Regions from separate parts of the Homo sapiens genome. Here region 1 is linked to region 2. Evidence: chromatin loops called from intact Hi-C (ENCODE). Cell type or tissue: HCT116. All regions are shown on one strand. Each heading gives the region's core, and the rest is flanking DNA. Links, peaks and the distances in the headings are about the cores only. Region 1 overlaps VPS37B (VPS37B subunit of ESCRT-I). Region 2 overlaps ABCB9 (ATP binding cassette subfamily B member 9).

Region 1 (2,500 bases), core at 1-2,500, 71 kb before region 2:
GCATGGTGGTGTGCGCCTGTAGTCTCAGCTACTTGGGAGGCTGAGGCAGGCAGGAGAATCACTTGAACCCAGGAGTCAGAGGCTACAGTGAGCCGAGATCGTGCCAATGTACTCCAAAAAAAACTTGCTCAATTTTAACCATAAGAATCTTCATAATTGGGGCCTCAGGACACTATCTGTCAGTCATTGTGAAAATCCTGCTAAGCTTTTTTGAAGATTAGCCTTTTTGAATGTTCAAATTCATAAACAGTAACGTCATGGGTTGATACAACCAGCTATAAACTGGGAAACTACTTGCATTCCTAGCTTTTACTCCAGCAGTGATAACAGTTTGGCAGTGAAATGGAAAGGGGGAAAAATGAAGATGATGACACTGATGGCTGGAAAGCGAAGCTACCCATTAACTGTGGTGAAACATGAGACACAAAACACACACGGAGACACAGACACAAGCTGGCTTTGTGCGACGCTTCTCTTCACTGAAATCAGCCCTCTCCCACTTAGAAAGCATATCAGAATGTTAGAGTAGCATTACTGTCATGAGAGCCTCGAAGCCACTATATTTACACGTGTAATTTACACACCGGTGCAGTAGCTCACGCCTGTCATTCTAGCACTAAGGAAGGTAGAGGCAGGAGGATTGCTTGAGCCCAGGAGACCAAGACCAGCCTAGGCAACGGAGTGAGGCACTGATCTCCACAGAAAGGAAAAAAAAAAAACAAACACGACACACACACAGAAAAACCCTAATCCCAAGCTTCCATTTCTACAGCTCATCAGGGCCACAATGACATGCTCCAGCACAGTGGTTGGCCCATTCATCTGTTCGTTCATTCATACAAGAAATACTTGGGAAGCACCTCTGTGTGCCAGGCTCGGGGGAGACACCATCATCACAGGGAGTCTGGCTCAGAGTCTCAGTCAAGCCCATCCTCCTACGTAAGGCACTGAGCGTTGTGCACTGCCCAACTCCAGGGGGTGCCATTCACTTCGTACTGCAGCACTGCATACCCGCACAGACTGCATCTGCTCTTCCAATAAAAGGCTCAAAAGAGAAAAAGGGGAAAAATCAAAACAGATGTGATTTTAACGGTTTAAGTAAGACAAGTTACTGGTGCTGATCTGAAAACTTTGCTCTTGTCAGTATCTTCCACATTTCAACAAAATTTGCTGACATTTGTTGAGCATAGCTAGCATGTGCCACCTTCTCTTAGTTCCACTGTCTCCATTCTATCCTCTGTGACAGTGAGACAAATTTGTCCTCATTTTACTCAAGAGACAGGAAACACAATCTTAGGAAGGTTAAACGAGCTGTCAAAGTTACAACTGCTAGTAACTCCCTCCAGAGCTGCGATCTTAACTACTGTGCAGTGGCTCACGCCTGTAGCCCCAGTTACTTGGGAGGCTGAAGCAAGAGGATCACTTGAGCCTAGGAGTTCAAGGCCAGTCTAGGCAACATGGTGAGACCCTATCTCTAAAAATAAATTATGCCAGGTATGGTGGCTCATGGCTGTAAACCCAGCACTCTGGGAGGCCCAGGCAGGCAGATTGTTTAAGCCCAGGAGTTGGTTGGAGAACAGCCTGAGCAATAAAGTAAGACCCCATCTCTACAAAAAATAAAAAATGAGCCAGCCATGGCAGCATGCACCTGTGGTCCCAACTACTGGGAGGCTGAGGAAGGAGGCTTGCTTGAGCCAGGGAAGGCAAGACCGCAGTGGGCTGTAATCACACCACTACACTCCAGCAGAGGATCAAATGGAAATTTACTAGTTTACTATTTCTCTATTTTCATGTTATAACAACAATCATCTAAGGTTCATTCCTATTTATACCTTTTTTAAAAAAACCTTTTATAGAAGATACTTTCAAAAAGTAAAGGTAGAGAGATGAGTATGATGAAACTATGTATAACCGTCTCCTAGGTTCGACAATTAGCAACATTTGCCAATCTTCATCTATATTCCCGCTTTTTTTTAAAAGTAGTTTAAAGCAAACTTCGAGCATCATCATTCATGCTTAAAAATTTTATATTTCTAACAGGTAAGAACTTTTTAACCCTAGCTACAATGCCATAATCACATTTAGCAAAATTCACAATAATCCTTTAATATCATCCTCTGCATGTGTTGGCTCAATTTCTTCTATAAAAAACTTTTTGCCTCATCTATTTGACTACATGAAATACAGTTTATATAGGAAAAGCTGGATAAATGCTTGGTTCTTTTTTTTTTCTTTTTAAACCAACTTTTGGAAGACTGAGTTCATACCTGAGCAAACTCCAAAAATGACCAATAAGCTTTTTGGGAGTATCATTATGAAGTAATGAAGTTTTTATCTCTGATAAAAGGCTGTTCTGGGACACCACTGCTGCCCTGCTCTCCAGTAAAATATGTCTAAGACCAATCCTGTACATTTGCTGCCCCCAAGCTTAGCTGGCCCTTCTCAAAGGAATACTAGTTCCTTTTGGTGGGAAATTTGATTTTCACCTTTTCCTCTCCAG
Region 2 (8,205 bases), core at 2,965-5,464:
ACCACAGGCATGCGCCACCAAGCCCAGCTAACTAAAAAAAATTTTTTTTTGTAGAGATGGGGTCTTGCTATATTGTCCAATCTTGTCTCGAACTCCTAGGCTCAAGTGGTCCTCCTGCCTGTGCCTCCCAAAGTTCTGGGATTACAGGCATGAGCCACCGGGCCCAGCCAGTAAATCCAATTTAAAATTGCAGCTACACCCAATGCTCCCAATCCCTCTGCTCACTTCATGTTTCTCCTTAGCACTGACCATCTTTTACTGTATTGTGGATTCTCATTCTTTATGCTGTTGGTACCTAGTATCTGTCTCTGACACTAGATACAAGTTCCAGGAAGGCAGGGGCCTTGTCTTTTTCACTGATGTATCCCAGTGCCTGGGACATAGCAGGTGGTCAATAATTATTTATTGAATGAGCGAAGAAATGAATGAATGAATGCAAACACAGCCTCAAGACCTGTCCTTCACTAGCCCTTAGTGGCCCCCTGAGCCCCTCCTAAGGGGATGTTTGGGGGCTGCCAGGGTGCACAGTCCCCAGCAGAGACAGGGCAGGCCTACCTTGTAGTACTTGCCGTAGATGTTGGACACCATCATGATGATGGGGAAGCCCATGAAGGTGACCAAGGAGAGCTGCCATGAGAGGCTGAACATGAAGACCACCACGCCCGTGACCTTGACTGTGTTCCGCAGGAAGACATTGATGTTCTGGGAGACCAGGTCGCTGACCATGGTGGTGTCCGAGGTCAGGCGGGAGATGAGGTCCCCTGGAACACACGCGGCTCAGCTCTCACCACAGCAACCCGGGCCTTGGGGGTGGCGGTGGGGGATGCTAAGGGGCCTCTGAGACAGACACTGGGAAGCCGGGCCTCCCTACCTGTGGGCGGGGTTGGGGGGTGGGGGAGAAGAGCAGATACCCCTCGAGGGCTACTCTGAGCCAATCCCAGTCATCAGCATCTTGCTTAAGCTTCATGACATCCCGCTGTACAGCGGAGGAGGCTGGGGCTCAGAACAGGAAGGCCCCCGTAGAGTCACACAGCCTGTCCGTGACTGAGCCAGACTTCAAACCCATGTCTCCTCCCTGTCACTGGCAGAGGGGGTAACTCCTCTTCCCTTCTAGGGAAATAACAACCTGGCTGGTGGCGGGCAGGAAAGCGCAGACACTTCTTACCTAAGTTGGACATTGTGCTAAGAGCTGTGTAAGGACCCCATGGGGTGGCTACTATCCGTGTTCCCATTTTACAGACAAGAAAACAGAGGATCAGAGAGGTGAAGTTCGTGAGTGGAGGAACCAGGGCTTCGACCCAGGCCGGTGTCTCTCAGAGCTTGGATCTTGGTGGATATTCTATCGTCTTCCCCGTTGTGGCCCCTGGCCCTCACCTGCTGACCCCCATGGGAGCAGGGTCTCTGTCGGCCACAGGCGTGGGTAGTCCTGGACCTGGTGGTTTCCATGGGGCAATGGAAAGCAAGGCCTTGGCTCCTGCAGGGACCTCGGGTGGCCTGGCCTGGGCCCCACAGAGGCCGCAGCCCACACCAAAACCTCAGTGAGCAAGCCAGCTCCCAGGACACAGGCCAAGCCCAGGGTGTTCCCAGCCTGAACTAACAGCAGGAGGAGAAGACAGAGGGCTGAGACCACCCACACGCCCATTTCATTCCTCAGTGCCAGGCAAGCCCACAGGGGTGGGGCCCAGCCCCCAGGACACCTAGGGCACTGGAAGGACCAACCTGTGCGGTTCTCATCAAAGAAGCTTGTCTCCTGGGACACCAGTGAGCGGAAGAGACAGTTTCGAAGGCGAATGTTCAGTCTGGCAAATATGAGGGTAAAAATGCCGCCCCGAATACCTGCGGCAAATGAGCTAATTGCAGATAAGAGATATTATAGCACGATGTCCTTCCAGACCAGTGACCACACCCGGCTGCCCCCTCCCGCTGCCGGCAGGCCTGGGAGCCCCACCGCAGCCCCACTCCAGGGCTGGCATCCCTGCGGGGTCCCCCTCATTCCCAGTGGGAGCCCCCCTCAAGGTGAGGGCAAAGGGGACAGTTGTGGGACAAGAGACCCAAATGTGCCAGCCAGACCCTCTTCCTTCCAGAACAGCTCAGACAAAGCCGGTTCTGTTTGGGACCAGATTCCTACTTGGAAAACAGCCAGGGAGGGTGAGCAGGGAACCCTGAGGACTGAAGCCCTTTTCAGGGACCAGAGGGTGTGGTTCTAGGGTGCTCTAAGACAGTGTGGAAGCCGGTTCCCAGGGTGACCAGCTGAGGGACAGGCCCACCAGGGGCATTTCCAGGGCCTCCCTGGCCCCTGTCTTCCTTAGGAACAGGCCCTCCCTTCCCTCCCTGGTGCAGGTCGGGGTGTGCGGGGCAGGGCGTGGGGGTTGAGCCAGCTACCTGCCAATGGCCAGCAGGCACACGATGACGACAGCCGTGCTGAACTGATCCATGCTTTTCTGGATGACGATGCCATCAATGGCGCGGCCCGTGTAGTAGGGCAGGAAGGTCTCTCCTGGGGGAGGCAGGGCAGCCTCAGGGACGTCTGCAGCCAGGGGAACCCGCACCCTTCCTCCTGAGGCTCCAGAAGTCCACACACCAACCCCTCTGCCCACTCCACCGGTGGGCTTTCCTCCCTCGGCAAACTCTTGCTGCCCATCGTGGGGCCCCAGGGTGCTTAATGCCCCCCTCCTCAGAGAACAGGGGAGCACTGGGCCTTGCATCCACACAGCCTGCTGGTTCTTCTTTATTTATAGTGGCTACCAGGCATCGAGCCAGGGCTCCTGCAGGATGCTTCATTCTCTTGTTTTTTGAGACAGGGTCTCGCTGTGTCCCCCGGGCTGGAGTGCAGTGGTGTAATCATAGCTCACTGCAGCATCAAACTCCTGGGCTCAGGTGATCCTCCTGTCTCAGCCTCCTGAGTAGGGAATACAGGCATGTGCCACCATGCCAGGCTAATTTTTTTTTTTTTTTTTTTGTAGAGACAGGGGTCTCACTATGTGGCCCAAGCTGGTCTCAACCTCCTGGGTTGAAGCAATCCTCCTACCTTGGCCTCCCAAAGTACTGGGATTATAGGTATGAGCCACCGCTCCTGAACTTTGTTTCATTCCCTTTGGAGCAGGCCCTGGAATCACCCCCATTTTACAAATGAGAAAAATTAATTTGTTTTTCTTTTTCTAAAATATTTTCCTTTTTTTTTTTTTTTTTAACTTTTTGAGACAGGGTTTCACTCCTGTCGCCCAGGCTGGAGTGCAGCCTCAACCTCCTGGGCTCAGTGGATCTTCCCACCTCAGACTCCTGAGTAGCCGGGACTACAGGCACACGCCACCAGGCCTAGCTAATTTTTTGTATTTTTTTGTAGAGACGAGGTTTCGCTAGGTTGCCCAGGCTGGTCTCTAACTCCTGGGCTCAAGCGATCCACCCACCTCAGCTTCCCAAAGTGCTGGGGTTACAGGCCTGAGTCACAGCGTCCGGCTGAAAGTGAAGTTGAATGAGATGACTCGTCCAGGCCACATGGCAATCAGTGGCTGATTGACGCCAAAGTTGATTTCATTCTTCTCAATGGGTTCAGAGTCCAAATTCTGGAACCTCAGAAGACGTTGCTATTCTGGTTCCAAGCAATGCTGGAAATTGCCACCCCACCCCTCCTGGTGGGGCACTTGACACCTTGCTGGGTGCTTTCTTACCCGCTTGCCTTACTGTGTTTTCACAACAATCCTGGGGTGGAATGGGAGACTCACAGAGGCTGAGGAATTTACTCCAGGTCACACAGCAAGGGGAAAGGCTGGGACTCAAACCTAAACTGGCTTTCAACCTGGGGGCTCTTTCTTTTCCCTTCCTCCTGTGGTCTGAATGCATCTCCCAAAATTTACATATTGAAACATAATCGCCAATGTGATAGGGCAGAGCTCTCCAGGATGGGATGAGGGCCCTTTTCAAAGGGCTTGTAAGCCTGGTTTGCCATCTCTCGCCCTTCCACCTTCTGCAGCGTGAGGACACAGCAGTCTTCCCCTCCAGAGGACACAGCAAGGAGGGACCATCTTGGAAGCAGAGAGTGGCCCTCACGACACCAAACCTGCTGGCACCTTGATCTGGGACTTCCCAGCCTCTAGAACAGTACGAAATCAGTTTCTATGGTTTCTAAATGACCCAGTCTGTGGTATTTTGTTACAGCAGCAGAAATGAGACTCCCCCGACAATAATCCGGAATGTCCACTCTCCTCTTAAGGAAATAGTGGCATCACCAGGCCAGGCCAGGCCCTTGTTCATCCCAGGACCTGTTTCCACTGAAGTTCTTTCCATGAGCAGAGCCAGGTTTGGGGCTGGGCATACAGTAGGTGCTCAATAAAGGTCAGTGAATGAACCCCGGGCAGGTCTGGCTAGCACAGTCTGGCCTGGCTCAGACACTTGGGTAGTGAGACTTTCTGTGCAGTTCTGGTGCCCTCTGCTGGGACCATGAGGTGGCAGCCTAGAGGGCCTGTGTCCCCACAGTCCTTGGCCAGACGAGGTCTCCAGCTGAGGCTGCAGAGTTCCACCCAGCCTGAGTTTCTGCCTCAGTTTACCCACAGAAAAGAAGAGGGCAACGATGAGCTGTGACAGAATATTCTGGAATATCTGATTCCAGCAAGCACCAATGCTAATAATCGCCTTACTGGGTACCAGGGGCTGTGCAAAGCATGCCGGCAAACTCTCTTGCTGAATCTGCACAAGAATTACGTGAAACTCTCCAATGCACCAGCAAATACTCAGACCATTTCCAGAACCTGACCACTTTCACTGCCTCTACTGCCCCAACCCTGGTCCAAGTCATTAACCTCACTGGGACTATCTCAGTAGCCTGCTCTCAACTTTGCTCACATCAGCCTGTCCACACAGTAGAAGGCAGGATCCTGTTGGAACTAACTTCAGATCTTGTTGCTCCTTGGCTCAAAACAGTCCAAATCCCCCTTCTCATCCAGTGAGATGGTAAAAGCCAAAGTCTTTACAATAGCCCACAAGGACCTGCATGATTGAGCCGCTAGCAGAGACCTTTGTCTTCTCCCCGCCCCATCTCACTCCCTCTGCTCCAGCTAACTGGTGTCTGCTCTTGAACAACTGGGCACCTTCCTGCCTCAGGACCTTTGCATGGGCTAGTCCTTCTGCCTGGAGTGCTCTTACCACATACATTTTTTTTTTTTTTTGAGATGGAGTCTCAGTCTGTTACCCAGGCTGGAGTGCAGTGGCATGATCTCAGCTCACTGCAACCTCCACTTCCTGGGTTCAAGTGATTCTCATGCCTCAGCCTCCCAAGTAGCTGAGATTACAGGTGACCGCCATCACACCCGGCTAAATTTTATATATGTATATATATATTTTGAGATGGAGTCGCACTCCGTCGCCCAGGCTGGAGTGTATTGGCACGATTTCAGCTCGCTGTAACCTCTGCCACCTGGGTTCAAGTGATTGTCCTGCCTCAGCCTCCCGAGTAGCTGGGATTACAGACACCTGCCATTGCACCTGGCTAATTTTTGTATTTTTAGTAGAGATGGGGTTTCACCATGTTGGCCTGGCTGATCTTGAACTCCTGACCTCGTGATCCACCTGCCTTGGCCTCCCAAAGTGCTGGGATTACAGGCATGAGCCATCGCACCTGGCCTAAATTTTATATTTTTATTAGAGACAGGGTTTCACCATGTTGCCCAGGCTGGTCTTGAACTCTTGACCTCAAGTGATCTGCCCGCCTCGGCCTTCCAAAATGCTGGGATTACAGGTGTGAGCCACCACACCCAGCCACTTACCCCAGATATCTGCTCCCCTACCTTCTTAAGTCTCAAAGGCCACCCAGTAATCCTATAGGTTTGGTACAATTATTCCTTCCATTTGTGGAAATGTATTCTTTACACAAAAGAGGAAACTGAGGCTCAGAGAGATTAAGTCACTTGCCCAAGTTTATACATTTGGTTTGCCATGAAATCCATATTAAAGAATCTTAGGCTACAGAAGGTAGCTCACACCTGCAATCCCAGCACTTTGGGAGGCCGAGGTGGGAGGATCACTTGAGCTGGAGAGGTCAAGGCTGAAGTCGCTGTGATCACTCCACTGTACTCCATCCAGCCTGGGTGACAGAGGGAGGCCCTGCCTCAAAAAAAAAAAAAAGGACTCCATTTGTTTTTTATGTATTTTTTTTATTTTTTTTGAGACGGAGTTTCACTCTTGTTGCCCAGGCTGCGATGCAATGGTGCGATCTCCACTCACAGCAACCTCTGCCTCCTGGGTTCAAGCGATTCTCCTGCCTCAGCCTCCCGAGTAGCTGGGATTACAGGCATGCGCCACCACACCTAGCTAATTTTGTATTTTTAGTAGAGACGGGGTTTCTCCATGTTGGTCAGGCTGGTCTCGAACTCCTGACCTCAGGTGATCTGCCCCCCCTTGCTGAGATTACAGGTGTGAGCCACCGTGCCCGGCCTATTTTTTATTTTTTGAGACAGAGTCTCATTCCGTCACCCAGGCTGGAGTGCAGTGGCACGATATCAGCTCACTGCAACCTCCACCTCCCAGGTTCAAGCAATTCTCCTGCCTCAGCCTTCTGAGCAGCTGGGATTACAGGCGTGTGCCACCACGCCCGGCTGATTTTTGTATTTTTAGTAGAGACGGAGTTTCACCATGTTGGCCAAGCTAGTCTTGAACTCCTGACCTCAAGTGATCTGCCCACCTCAGCCTTCCAAAGTGCTGGGATTATAGGTGTGAGCTGCTGCACTTGGCCTCTAAAGAACCTTAATTTAATAAGAGATACTCAACCCTAAAACTAACATTTCCCAATGGGTGGTTTTTTGTTTTTTGTTTTTGTTTGTTTGTTTTAAGATTCTGAGGGTACAGAAAAGCTGGGCACTGCTGAATGCTTGTTGATTGAAAAATAATTATTAATAATCACAGTACCTAATTGTCTTTTTTGAGATGGGGTCTCGCTATGTTGCCCAGGTTGGTCTCAAACTCCTAAGCCAAAGCAACCCTCCCTCCTTGGCCACCCAAGTAGCTGCGGTCACAGGTACATGGCATTGCACCTGGCCCTAACACTGATTAAGTATTTACTTGTGCTAGGCACCAAGCTTCCTCTCACTTCTTTCTCACAGTACCCCAAGAAAGCCCTCACTTCAGAATGGTCAAGTGAGCGTTGGCCAGGTTAATAACTTGCCTAAAGTTATCAGTGAAGTCGGGAGCCTGAGCCTCGAGTCTGCGCCCTGACTCTTGATGCAATCCTGCAAGCCGGGAAAATCTGCTCAGCAGTATTTAAGGATGTCTGCATTCCCCGACCACACAGCAGCTGACGGCAGGGCCCCAGCAGGTCGGGTAAACAAGGTCATGGCATGGGGCACCATCTGTCTGCACAGGCATGACAGTCATTCATACTTTTGTTCATTTATTCATTCAGTGAGCCCATCTCTGTGCCAGCTACTGGGATCCAGGGTGAGTCAGACCTGGCCCCTGCCCCTGAGGGGCTCAGGACCTGGGAGGGGAGGCAGGAGGGTGAATGCATACATAACAGGGTCTTGCTATGTTGGCCAGACTGGTCTTGAACTCCTGGCCTCAAGTGATCCTCCTGCCTCAGACTCCCAAAGTACTGGCATTGTAGGCATGAGCCACTGTGCCCAGCATAAATGCATAGTTTTTTGGGTTTTTGTTTTTTTGTTTTTTTTTTTTTTGAGACGGAGTCTCACTTTGTTGCCTAGGCTGGAGTGCTGTGGCACAATCCCAGCTAACTGCAGCCTCCACCTCCTGGGTTCAAGATATCCTCCTGCATCAGCCTTCTGAGTAGCTGGGATTACAGGCGGCTGCCACCATGCCCAGCTAATTTTTGTAGTTTTAGTAGAGACGGGGTTTTGCCATATTGTCCAGGCTAGTCTCGAACTCCTAACCTCAGGTGATCTGCAGGCCTCAGCTCCCCAGAGTTCTGGGATTATAGGTGTGAGCCACCGTACCCAGCCTGAACATATGATTTTTATGTCATAAAAGCTATAACTGAGGTGCAGACAAAGTTACCACAGTTGGCAGAATCTAAGGTGGCTTCCTAAGGAGGGGACTTTTGGGCCGCCCAGCATGAGCCAGGAGAAACTGCCTGGTTTAATGGGAAGGGGTCATCCCAGTCCTCACACCTGCTAGTATTACTGGGAGGTGTCTATGTGCCAGGAGCTGTCCAAGGTGTCTCACCCATGTGGATTCACTGACCTTTCCAACCCCATTGGAGGG

Evidence for each region. A loop is a pair of places that touch in the nucleus more often than their neighbours do. Peaks named below come from ENCODE experiments on the same cell type or tissue, not always from the same donor. Only the 100,000 strongest peaks of a DNase experiment are listed, where the experiment ranks them.
Region 1: a loop joins it to region 2, with 6 times the contacts of the local background. A loop is called at or near these places in 33 of 110 quality-filtered maps.

The regions. Positions count from the first base shown.
Region 1 is chr12:122,879,969-122,882,468 of GRCh38, forward strand. All of the region lies in intron 1 of VPS37B (VPS37B subunit of ESCRT-I), which reads right to left. Among named protein-coding and RNA genes, the nearest start is that of VPS37B, 15 kb to the right of the region's middle. In HCT116, for the core only: a CTCF peak has its summit at 985 (motif pointing right); no DNase peak of the experiment used is centred there.
Region 2 is chr12:122,948,069-122,956,273 of GRCh38, forward strand. It overlaps ABCB9 (ATP binding cassette subfamily B member 9), which reads right to left. Exons shown (of 12, transcript NM_019625.4): 3 at 2,383-2,497; 4 at 1,720-1,850; 5 at 556-761. Among named protein-coding and RNA genes, the nearest start is that of ABCB9, 14 kb to the right of the region's middle. In HCT116, for the core only: a CTCF peak has its summit at 4,435 (motif pointing left); DNase peaks (open chromatin) are centred at 3,473 and 4,393; H3K27ac peaks cover 688 bases.